Linked DNA regions of Homo sapiens: region 1 is linked to region 2. A link is a contact called in ENCODE Hi-C or POLR2A ChIA-PET data. All regions are on one chromosome and are shown on one strand. Each heading gives the region's core, a stretch centred on a gene start or an enhancer-like site at or near the end of the contact. The rest is flanking DNA. Distances are from core to core; before and after follow the strand shown.

Evidence for each region. A loop is a pair of places that touch in the nucleus more often than their neighbours do. ChIA-PET counts read pairs that join two places held with the same protein, here RNA polymerase II (POLR2A).
Region 1: a map of Calu3 shows a loop between it and region 2 (5-fold over the local background). The contact joins two enhancer-like sites. A Hi-C loop is called at or near these places in 1 of 168 maps with a recorded cell type or tissue (Calu3). POLR2A ChIA-PET finds 5 or more read pairs at or near these places in 1 of 52 experiments (WTC11).

The regions. Positions count from the first base shown.
Region 1 is chr12:29,639,645-29,642,370 of GRCh38, forward strand. The region is part of intron 5 of TMTC1 (transmembrane O-mannosyltransferase targeting cadherins 1); the gene reads right to left. Among named protein-coding and RNA genes, the nearest start is that of TMTC1, 140 kb to the right of the region's middle. RefSeq lists an enhancer at 519-1,069. Within about 2 kb of position 1,352, at least 15 of the 41 ENCODE cell types and tissues checked have a DNase peak (open chromatin) inside an H3K27ac peak, as active enhancers do.
Region 2 is chr12:29,581,109-29,583,808 of GRCh38, forward strand. It overlaps TMTC1 (transmembrane O-mannosyltransferase targeting cadherins 1), which reads right to left. Exons shown (of 18, transcript NM_001193451.2): 8 at 2,299-2,466. Among named protein-coding and RNA genes, the nearest start is that of OVCH1, 85 kb to the left of the region's middle. Within about 2 kb of position 1,278, at least 9 of the 41 ENCODE cell types and tissues checked have a DNase peak (open chromatin) inside an H3K27ac peak, as active enhancers do.

The DNA of each region.
Region 1 (2,726 bases), core at 102-2,601, 59 kb after region 2:
TGGACACAAGTGTTTACCAAAAGACATTTAGAAGATTGTTCATAGCAGGACTTTTCTTAATAGCGCCAAACTGGAGACAACTCACATATCCATCTACAATAAAATGCATACATACATTATGGAATATCCATGTGATGGAAATCAATTCAGCAATGAGAATGAATGCAACAACATGGAGGAACCTCACAATGGTAATGTGGAACAAGCACAGAAGACACAAAAGAAAAGGAAATCAAGAAAAACCATCTATAGACAACGATATATGACTGGAAGCAGGACCTGAGCTCCAGGAAACAAGGCTGGTACTAGAAAGCCACAGGCAATCCCCCAGTGGAATGGATCATGTAAAAGCCAGCAAAGTAGAAGGTGCTAGATAAGTGCTATGCCCCCATGGGGCATTCCGGGGCCGAGACCCATCAGTAGTCCTGAACACTTGCTGCTTCAGCACCTGGGACCCATAGAGATAGTGAGACTATTTCCAAACACCCGATGAAAGAAGAAAAGAGAGCCAAGCAACTCCGACAAGCTTCTCATTGTGTTCTGTTAAAGTTCCTCTGGCTTACAAGGATGAATGGTCCAATTAACCGAGCTCAATTAAAGGCGGAGACTATTTTTAAAATTCCCAGAAGAGACGTATGGTGAGATCACGGCAGACAGGAGGCAGGAACAGATGCAGCTGTGGACAGAGCAGCGAGGGGGGGCTCACATTGTGAATTTTAGCTCCAGATTGATTGCAAGAACAAATCAGCAATCCCAAGAGGACCCACAGACCCTCTTAAGGACCCAGGAGACCCCCCACAAAACTGTGAATGCCCCAACAGTGGAAGTGGGAAAGGGAGACCCTCCTCTCCCAAACACGTCCCCCACAACTGGAGAAGCTGAAGGTCTGTTTGTGGGAGAAGTTTCTGACTTTACCTGGAGCTGAGTCAATTTGGAGAGCCAAGTGAAATACTGGGGTAGAGGAAGCAGCAGAAAGGCCCTGGGAGCTCGCGGGCTCCCCTGGCAGGCCGTTCCTGCCTGGAACCACAGGGATCCAATGGGAGAGAAGCAGGGGATAAAACTACACAGAGAGAAGGAAATCTCTAGCTGAACTTTGTAACAGTTTGAACGGGGTGAGAAGCCTCCTGGCCAGAACTCGGGGGAGGGTGCAAATCTGATGTGCAGACTCCACAGGCTAGGGAAGAACCAAGCCCTTTTCTTATGCAGCTGGGAGGCAGACAGCCTCATATCGCTTACGGTCTGGGGGTTGTTGAGGGGGGCATGGTGGGAGTGAGACCAGCCCTTCGGTTTGTGTGGGAGCTGGGTGAGGCCTGTGACTGCCGGCTTTCCCCGGCTTCCCTGACAACCTGCATGACTCAGCAGAGGCAGCCGTAATCCTCCTACATACACAATTCCAGTGACCTAGGAATCTCACTCCCAGCCCCCACAGCAGCCACAGCAAGACCCGCCCAAGGAGGGTCTGAGCTCAGATATGCCCAGCCCTACCCCCACCTGATGGTCCTTCCCTACCCATCCTGGTAGCAAAAGACAAAGGGCATATACTCTTGGGAGTTCTAGGGCCCTGCCCACCATCGGTCCCTCCCTATACTAGCACAGATGAAGCTCTCTGGAAAGCACCACCTCCTGGTAGGAGGCCAACCAGCACAAAAATAGAGCATTAAACCACCAAAGCTAAGAACCCTCATGGAGTCCATTGCACACCCCAGCCACCTCCACTGGAACAGACACTAGTATCCATGGCTGAGAGACCCATAGACGGTTCATATCACAGGACTCTGTAGACAACCCCTGGTACTAGCCCAGAGCCCAGTAGATTCAATGGGTGGCTAGATCCAGAAGAGAGACAATAATCACTGCAGTTTGGCTCACAGGAAGCCACATCCATAGGAAATGGGGGAGAGTACTTCATCAAGGGAACACACCGTGGGACAAAAGAATCTGAACAACAGCCTTCAGCCCTAGACCTTCCCTCTGACAGCACCTACCCAAATGAGAAGGAACCAGAAAACCGACCCTGATAATATGACAAAACAAGGCTCTTCAATACCCCCCCAAAAAAATCACACTAGTTCACCAGCAATGGATCCAAACCAAGAAGAAATCCCTGATTTACCTGGAGAAGAATTCAGGAGGTTAGTTATTAAACTAATCAGGGAGGGACCAGAGAAAGGCAAAGCCCAATGCAAGGAAATCCAAAATATGATACAAGAAGTGAAGGGAGAAATATTCAAGGAAATAGCTTAAGAAAAAGCAATCAAAACTTCAGGAAACTTTGGATACATGTTTAGAAATGTGAAATGCCTTGGAAGTTCTCAGCAATATAATTGAACAAGTAGAAGAAGAAATTCAGAGCTCAAAGACAAGGTCTTCGAATTAATCCAATCCAACAAAGACAAAGAAAAAAGAATAAGAAAATATGAACAAAGCCTCCAAGAAGTCTAGGATTATGTTAAATGACCAAACCTAAGAATAATCAGTGTTCCTGAGGAAGAAGAGGATTCTAAAAGCTTGGAAAACATATTTGGGGGAATAATCGAGGAAAACTTGCCTGTCCTTGCTAGAGATCTAGACATCCAAACACAAGAAGCACAAAGAACACCGGGAAATTCATCACAAAAAGATCTTTGCCTAGGCACGTTGTCATCAGGTTATCCAAAGTTAAGGCGAAGAAAAGAATCTTAGGAGCTGTGAGACACAGAAGCACCAGGTAACCTTTAAGGAAAAAC
Region 2 (2,700 bases), core at 28-2,527:
TATTCAATGGCAGAACTTGGAGTAGAGCCAGAAAGTCTAACTCCATACCCTGCACCCAACCACTAACCTTAATGTGCCTCATAGATTCTCAGTAAATGTTTGTTTGACTGACCTGAACATTACTTAGCACAAATGAATTCATAAAAACATCTGTTCTGGCCTTGAAGGAAAAAGAACAGTCTTAATAGTCTTTTAAAGTCTCAGATTCTTAAAAGTTTTCTCAGGACATAGATAAATGATAATAGGCAAAGATTTCTAGAAAATATCAATAGCTTTGATTTACACATTACACAAAATTTGATTGGACCACCAAAGGCCTCTTTAGTTGCAAAATCTCTTTAAGCACGAATGTGGAATGGTTGTGTTTTAGAAATCAATTGATGTGAAGATACTACATACTTCCATCTAAAACAATAGAAGCTTCTGGATGCAAGGCCAATCAGCTATTTTTTTTTCTTTTTTTTTTACATCTTTGGCATCAGCTGTAAAGGGTTTGAGTACTAAGTCTGCCAAAATCCATTCCCAAAGTTGCTCTGATTAAGCAGTCAACATCATTAGAAAATACAACCACTGTTAGTACCTTTATTCAGGCAAAAGGTTTAGCACAGGGCAGAACTGTTTCTAAAGATGCTCGTAAAAGCTCTGACTAGTGAAAGAGAAAGGAAGAAAAAACTATGCCAACAGAGACTCGGAGGAAGTTATATTACTGAACTTAAATACTCCTGTGTTTACCGAATGACCTTAGTTAGCATGAGGCAGAAGGAAGGAATGAGTCTGTTGTGGTCTGTGAGAATCGTGTTTAATAGAAAGGGGTATGACAGGGACTTAACAGAATCTAAGAGTGATTTTGCAGATCTGTGTGGAAAAAAAAAGATGCATTAAAAACAATCCACACAAAAAACTCTACATTGAGCTCCCTACAGTACCCGCTGAAATGATCATAATGACGATCATGACAATGATATGTAATACGTAATAATACATAAATAAAGTAATAGGACATGCATGCCAGACTGACTTTTTGTTTTATATTTTAAAAAATGTCAAATTGCCAAGTAAAATCAAACACATTATTTTAAAATAGTAGAAGAGTGCAGTGAACCTTTGTCTTATTTGTTCTTTCACTCATTCATTCATATTTGGCAGCCCAGAGATTATTCCCCCTTCTTACAGTGCTTGGATTTCCTGCTGGGAACTTCCCTCTTGCCTCACTTTGAGAAGTCTGGGTGGAACCCCAAGGGGCTCTGCCTGCCCTAGCTCCCTCCATGGAACTCAGAGGAGGCTTCTTGGTCAGATCAGTCCTCTCAGTGCCTTGCTAGGGACAAGGGGCAGGCATGTGACTAATCTTAAGTTCAGCCAAAAAGCTTTCTTTTCCTAAGACTTTGATGTGTACATCCAAAAACCTGGTGTTAAGTTTACCTGTTTGTTTCTGAGAGGGTGCTCAAGACGGATTTTCCAGATGCCTGTTTCCTGTCTTGGGTGTGCCGGGTTCTTCACTTCCCTTAATTCTGTATGCCTTCCTAGCCTCTTCCAACAGTTTCCCCTTTCCTTAAGTGATATTAGCTCTGCTTCAATTGTTTGCCCCCAAAGAATAAGTGTTGGGTACCAGCTAATCAGGAAACCAAGAAAAAAATCATGGTGACTAAATTGACCAATCAGGTCATAAGTGAGGACAGAAGCTTGGAAGAGGCCCAGACTGGGGATTCCTGGAAGACTGGGCAAATATTGTTTGGGTGTCAGGTGTGGCAGTGCCAAGAGAGCCAGGCGAAGGTCGCCAGGGCTGCGGCATTTAGTGAGGCTGACTAAGCCCCAGAAACACAGCATCATGAATGGCAGTCTCAAAGAATGTTCAAAATTAATGTTCAAAATAAAGCAACTAGGTCACAGATCACAGCGTATCATGCTGGAATATTCTAAAGAAGGATACTGCATTTCTCTTCCCTCTGGCTGTGTGCTCACTTTTCACATGCACTTCTTGGTTTCATTTTGTTTATAGCTGATTTTACAGCCCTGCTCATCATTAAAACTGTTTCCATCTGAATTCACAGACTCAAAAACTTTCCCAGGAGCCTTATTTTCATAAATTCACTTAGAAAGAGCTCATGTTAAGTTTTATATATCATTTTAAAAATCTAAAGTTAAAACCCCACATAAAATTACATCTTCCATTTAAAACTTTATTAAAGATAATTTTCCTTAGTAAATACTGCCAGGCCCATGTTACCTCATTTGTTTGGAAACAATTTGTAAGCAAAGAAATAAACAGGAAGATATTTATTTTTATCTGTCTAGTCATACCTGAATAGGGACTCTCTTGACAGCCAAATTTCATTCTGTTTCACAGTTTTCCAAGAGAAAAGCAACAGCAGCAACACAGTGGACACAATCAGGGTGGTGGCCCCACATCGATTCAGCCAAGTGCAGAGCTTGCTCAGTCCATGCACAAAAAGGATGCAGTAGCCCATGCTGGAAAACAGGGTGGAAGGAACGGGATTACTTTGGGGGTGCAATAGCTTCCCCCCAGAATTATCTCCTACAAAACTAACTTTCAAATGAAGCTTGTCCTGTGCTAGAGAAACAAATAGAAACTCCCCTGCCTTGGACAATATTAACATGTTAGTTCTCTAAAGTGCTGCACTAGCAGGTTTGCTATTTCTTGTAGAAATATTTCTTGCTATTTCTTCAGTGTAGGGAATGAGA